2 separate regions of the Homo sapiens genome follow, and region 1 is linked to region 2. Evidence: read pairs that join two places in POLR2A ChIA-PET (ENCODE). Cell type or tissue: MCF 10A. All regions are shown on one strand. Links, peaks and the distances in the headings refer to the core of each region. The heading gives the core; the rest is flanking DNA. Region 1 overlaps MTMR1 (myotubularin related protein 1). Region 2 overlaps HMGB3 (high mobility group box 3).

Region 1 (2,915 bases), core at 128-2,627, 230 kb before region 2:
TGTGACTCCGTCGGTTCTCGCAGGAATTAACTAACTTACCAATTGGTTCAATCCACTTGAGCGCCATAGCTCTGAGCTCCTCTGTGTGACATGCCACAGATGACTATTGCACACCTGGGTCCTGCCCCAGCAGGCCATGCCCCTCCCATGTGCCGTGCCTGTTGCTGCAGCTGCCCCCCCACCCCGCCACTGGCTGCAGGAATTCAGCCTTTAGAGGCAGAGGCAGCTGCAGCGGCCCCTGAGGTCAAACCCCAGTGTGACTGCATAGCAGTGTTAGCTGGTTGGTTTCAAACTACTGGATTCCAGGCAAAGGCCTACAGATTGACCTTATTATTTTTGAAAATATGTTAAGGGTTTTTTCGTAGAGAGAGAAAGAATGGATTTTTTTTTAACTGGGAACCTCCTGATTCTTACGGAAAATTATCCTTCTATAAGAAGATACCAGAGAGATTTATTCAAGGTAATTTGATAACCTAAAATCAATTCTCCATTTTTTATCATATGTGGGATTTGTTGCTAAGTCGTGTTCAACAATAGCTTTTATGTTCCTAACATATCTGAAAGCTTATTTATGAATGGATATACTGGATTATTGATATACTGATTTTTTTTTTAATGGGGACATTTGCCATTTTCTTCCCAGAAATATGTAATCCCCTGGCTGACTAGGACTGTTAAACATAGTGTGGACTGGATGATGCCTTCGACAAACCAGAGAAGCCAAGTTGGGGGGAGCTGGTGCCTGGAGTGGGCCCTGTGCACCTCACCTGGCGGAGGCTGGGGGGGGCTCTGTCAGCAGGACCCTAGAGGAGACTCTCATTCGATTTTAAAGAAGCACAACGGGTCATTTTCCTTTGTATGTTCCTAGCGCAGAACTGTTTCTAAAACAACTTGAAGTATAGTTTTGTTATCTAAGCAATTTTTGTTTTAAGTAAGTAAGTGTACTAGAATGCGAAGCCGTTATGGTTCAGGTTTTTAAAAACTGGTACAGTATTGTATTTGTCTCATCTGTTGCACTGTATTTCAATCATCTGTAATTAAAATGATCATATGTTTGCTCCCTGGTCTTTTTTAAGTAAGTAAGTAAGTATCTTAGTAGATTTTTCCTTTGAGGAAAATCGGTAATAAAATAACATGGATTGAATGTTTACTGTGCGTCAAGCACAGTTAATATATGATGATGTAAAGTAACTAACTTTATGTGATTTAATTCATTCAGTAAATTGTAAATGTATCATGAGTCTTAAGTAAGTAAGTAAGTAAGTAAGTAAGTATTTTGGCTGAAACAGGAAATACTGATTGATTGATTGATTGATTGATTGATGATTGTAAAGTCAGAAACGCCCTCAGCTCTAACCTTGAGAAAACGTGGACGACTTGGGGAAAGGTCTGGAGACACCTGAGAGGAGCCAGTCAGGGTGATGAGTCCTTCGCATGCAAGTGCAGTGCTCTCTAAGGCCTCAGACTGCCCCCACCCCAAAGGAAGGGGCGTTCACCTTTTCAGGGCCACGAAGGCCTGGATGAAATCACACCACCCCCTGTGCCCTCTGTGTGTTGTCGGTCTTCTTGTTAAGGGTGTGGGGTCCCTGTCCCTCTCCACACACGTTACTACTGAGTGAGCCAGAGAGCCCGGTATTCACTGGGCACAGAGGATGCCCAGGGGACTGCTTGCCAGCCAGCCTTCCCCAGCAGTGAGACCATAGCAGCTAGCCATGCAGAACTCCTGCACGAGACAGGCATATGGTGGTCTCGGGTTTGAGAGGACCTGATGCTATTATTTCACTAGAAGCCGAGGTTGGCAAAACAAAATGAAAAAACAAACAACCGACCTCCATGTTAAAACCCAGGGTCCACTGCATCTTGTTTGTTTTCATGCTGAAATGCCCTGAACTGAACTGTCGTCTTCTCAATTTGAAGCCAACATGCGAGCTGATGAGAAGGACATACTTCATCCCAAACGGGCCACTCTCCATGAGGCTGCAACAAGTGACGAGGTGCAGGGCTCCTTTCTCACCCAGCTTTCTGGTTGAAAAACAACTGCGCGTTAACTGGAACCTCCACTGGTTACCAGCCTGCTTGGAAGGCGGCAGAGCAGTCGACTTGGGATTTGTGAGCCTGGGACTTTTTGCTGCTTCCAGGCCCCGGACTGCGCAACCCATGTAGCCCGGGAGCGGCCCCGCAGCACTCTGCTCCTGCCTCTGCCCTCTCTAACCCCAGGACATTGGTCGCTCCACATCCCCTGGCCTTAGCTGCTTGTACGGTGAGGAGTCACCCTTGGAAGTCCTGACACTGAGCCAGTCACTGAGGGGTAAATGCAAGAATTCTAAGCTTCTCGAGAAATACCTTCAGCTGGGGGCGGGGCGGGGGGAGGGGGAGGAGGGCAGCTCTGCATCATAAATTACTTACTTTAGGGAAAAGTGGCAACACTTGACCAAGGGCGTGCCTTAACACCATCAGAAGACAAGAATCTGCTCGGTGCCATTTTATTTAATGCAAACACTAGACAGTTTACAAGTCACACCTGGACACAAGCACGTGAACAGATGTACAGGGAATTCTGGAATTTTGAGATCAGTCCCCATTTCTTCCTCAGGGCCCTGGCACTGAACCCCAGCCCCTGTCCCAGAGCCTCCCCTCTGGGTCCCACCCCAGAAGCCACGCACACCTCCTTCCGCCCAGCTTTATCTTTCCTTGAGCTGTGACTTCACCCAGCATGTGCTCAGAGTTGTTACAAATTTTCTCTGCCAAATTAAGCTGATAGAGATTGGCCACTTTCAACCAGTCCTTTCAGTCCACTGTGTCTCCCCTCTCGCTTGGGACAGGCCCATGCTGGCCAGTGCAACCTTCAGATAGACACATGGTGACCAGAGCCCGCCAGGCTTCTGCAGGTGGCAGTGTCGAGCAAGTGTAAGATG
Region 2 (2,915 bases), core at 264-2,763:
TACATCATTACTGTCCGTAGCAATGAAGGATACAGTACTGTGTTGTGGGTGAGTGTTGCTATTGCCCAGCATTAATATTTGGGTGTGTATGTTTGAGGCTATGAAACACGCAGGAGTGTTTTTGTGCTATTAATTTTAAGAGAAAGCAGCTTTTTCTTAAAATTCACTGTTGAGAAACTTGCATGTCTGGAGGCGGTGTCCTCTCCGCCCTGTCGGGTCCTGGATGAGTACGAGTTATGGTCACGGTCACAGCCTGATCTCTTATGTGTTCATAGCCATTCGCTCTCCCATCAGAACTGTTTGTCCTGAATGTGTTCCTCTAGTTCTAGAAAATGACCACTAATTTAAAAAACTCGGTTGTGAGGTTTGCCCAGAGGCACTTGTTCCAGAATTTCCCCTCCTGCTTCAGCCATGTCCTTGTCACTTGGCATTCTAAGCTAAAGCTTTAGCTTCCCAATTCGTGATGTGCTAGGCCAAGATTCGGGAGCTGTTGCCAGCCTCGTCAAATATGGAAGAGAAACAACCTGCGGTCAAAAGGGAGTGATTTGTTAAGTGGTGCGCGTCTATCTCATAACTAGATGTACCAACCAGGGAAGGGCCAAGGATGGAAAGGGGTAACTTTTGTGCTTCCAAAGTAGCTAAGCAGAAGTGGGGGAGCAGTTTAGCCAGATGATCTTTGATTAGGCAAACATTGAGTTTTAAAGAGGCTGTCAAGTTGAGGCCACTTGGTCCATTAGCTGGGGCAGCAAGATCACTACTCAACGTTTTCACACTGTGGCAAGATTGCTCTTCTAGTGGAATAATGCCCTAGTTTCTCTGAGATGATGTAAGTGGCATGATGTTACCTAAGGCTTAGGCTTAGCTTGATTTCTGGGCCCACTGTCTGTGTTCTTAAGATGCCAACCTGTTGCTTTTTTTTTTTTTTTCCCCCATTTAAAAGGATAGTACCTACTCCCTCTAACCACCTCACCCCATTCTTGAATGACATTTTATCCTTCGGAAAGAACAAGGCTGTGATGTAGTGACTATTGTCTGTGTCTCCTGTGTGTGTCTGTTCTTGTCACAAATGTATTTGGGGACGTTGGATGCATTCATTTTCTGTAATAAAGTTTCTTAATCACTCTTCCCAAAAAGTAATCAGTGGGCTGTCTGCGATCTGTCTGAGATACTGAACCTCTGTACTTTTGGTTGATTATCATCAAGGTTTTAGAAGTGCAAACTTTGTGGTAACCATAGATCTGAACTACTAACATTTAGTGGAATGATACCATCAAAATGACTTAAGTGTTAAGGACTCCAAAGCCCCAAGATCAACCTCCTGGCCCGAGGCATAAGGGGGAGTTGGCTCTGAAGCCCTGGACCAGGATAAATAGGCAATTTGCAGGATGCTAACGAGCTACTATTTGATAAAGTGGTTGGGTACTTGTAATCAGCCAGCCCTGCCCACAGGGCTCCTCGAGGCCAAGGGTCTGGGCTTAGTTGGCTGACTCAGCCATGCCCAACAAGGAGTTCTGGAGGAGAGCCACAGGGACCGCTTGCTGTTCTTGGCTCCCAGCTCAGTTTTCTGTGGAGCCCAAGGCTACCTGGTAAGGAAAGGCCATTGAGCCAGCTTGGCGGCCCCAAGCTTCCCTTACTGCTTCAACCAGAGCAGCCTCCCACCCTGTTTTATATGTTGGGCATCCTACGATTTCAGCTTTCAAAAGAAGCTGGGATACCATATCAATAAAAGGAAAAAGACACACATGATCATCTCAATAGACACAAAAACCTTGACAAACACTTTCATGATAAAAACAAGGGTAGAAGGGAACTTCCTCAACCTGATATAGGACGTTTAGGAAAACCCATGGGTTTATTCATGATTGTACTAGAAGTTCTAGCCAGGGCAATTAGGCAAAAGAAAAAGAAAACATCCAGACTGAAATTGAGAAGACAAAGCTATGTCTATTTGTAGATGATATGACCTTGTATACAGATAACCGTAAGGAATCTCCAAATAAAACTGCTAGAAAAATGAATTGATCATCTGCAGTATACAAGATTAACATACAAAAACTAGTATTTCTATATACCAGCCATGAACAATCTGAAACTAAGAAAACATTCTCTTAAATATCTACAATAACATCAAAAAGAATAAAATATTTAGGAATGAACAATATAAGTGCAAAACTTACATGGGGAAAAGTACAAAACATTAAAGACCTAAGGAAATAGACATTCCACGTTCATGAATGGGAAGGTTTAATATTGTTAAGATGGCAATACTCCTGAAATTGATCTAGAACGCAATCTCTATTAGAATCCCAGCTGGCTTCCTCTAGTAGAAATCAGGCTGATTCTAAATGTCATATAGAAATTCAAGAGATGCAGGAGATACCCAGATCAATCTTGAAAACAGTTGGAGGATTCACATTTCTTGATTTCAAAACTACTTTATTAAAACTTTTTTTTTTTTTTTGAGACAGAGTCTTGCTCTGTTGTCCAGGCTATTGTGCAGTGGCACAATCACAGCTCATTGCAGCTTCAACCTCCCAGGCTCAAGGCATCCTTCCACCTCATCCTCCCAGGTAACTGGGACTACAAGTAGCACCACCGCACCTGGCTAATTTAATTTCTTTTAGAGGCAGGGTCTCACTGTGTTGCCCAGGCTGGTCACAAACTCCTGGACTCGATCCTCCTGCCTCGACCTCCCAAAGTGTAGGGATTACAGCACACCTGTAAGCCACTGCACCTGGCCTGATTTGAAAACTTACAACAAAGCCAGGTGCAGTGGCTCATGCCCGTAATCCCAGCACTTTGGGAGGCCGAGGCAGGTGGGTCACTTAAGGTCAAGTGTTCAAGACCAGCCTGGCCAACATGATGAAACCCCATCTCTACTAAAAATACAAAAAAAAAAAAAAAATTCCAGGCAT

The links. Peaks named below come from ENCODE experiments on the same cell type or tissue, not always from the same donor. Only the 100,000 strongest peaks of a DNase experiment are listed, where the experiment ranks them.
Region 1: POLR2A ChIA-PET joins it to region 2 with 5 read pairs; 9 of 35 experiments call an interaction of 5 or more read pairs at or near these places.

The regions. Positions count from the first base shown.
Region 1 is chrX:150,763,869-150,766,783 of GRCh38, forward strand. It overlaps MTMR1 (myotubularin related protein 1), which reads left to right. Exons shown (of 16, transcript NM_001306144.3): 16 at 1-1,240. It overlaps CD99L2 (CD99 molecule like 2), which reads right to left. Exons shown (of 11, transcript NM_031462.4): 11 at 2,468-2,915. Among named protein-coding and RNA genes, the nearest start is that of MTMR1, 72 kb to the left of the region's middle. In MCF 10A, for the core only: no CTCF peak of the experiment used is centred there; no DNase peak of the experiment used is centred there.
Region 2 is chrX:150,989,639-150,992,553 of GRCh38, forward strand. It overlaps HMGB3 (high mobility group box 3), which reads left to right. Exons shown (of 5, transcript NM_005342.4): 5 at 1-1,133. Among named protein-coding and RNA genes, the nearest start is that of HMGB3, 7.8 kb to the left of the region's middle. In MCF 10A, for the core only: no CTCF peak of the experiment used is centred there; a DNase peak (open chromatin) is centred at 1,513.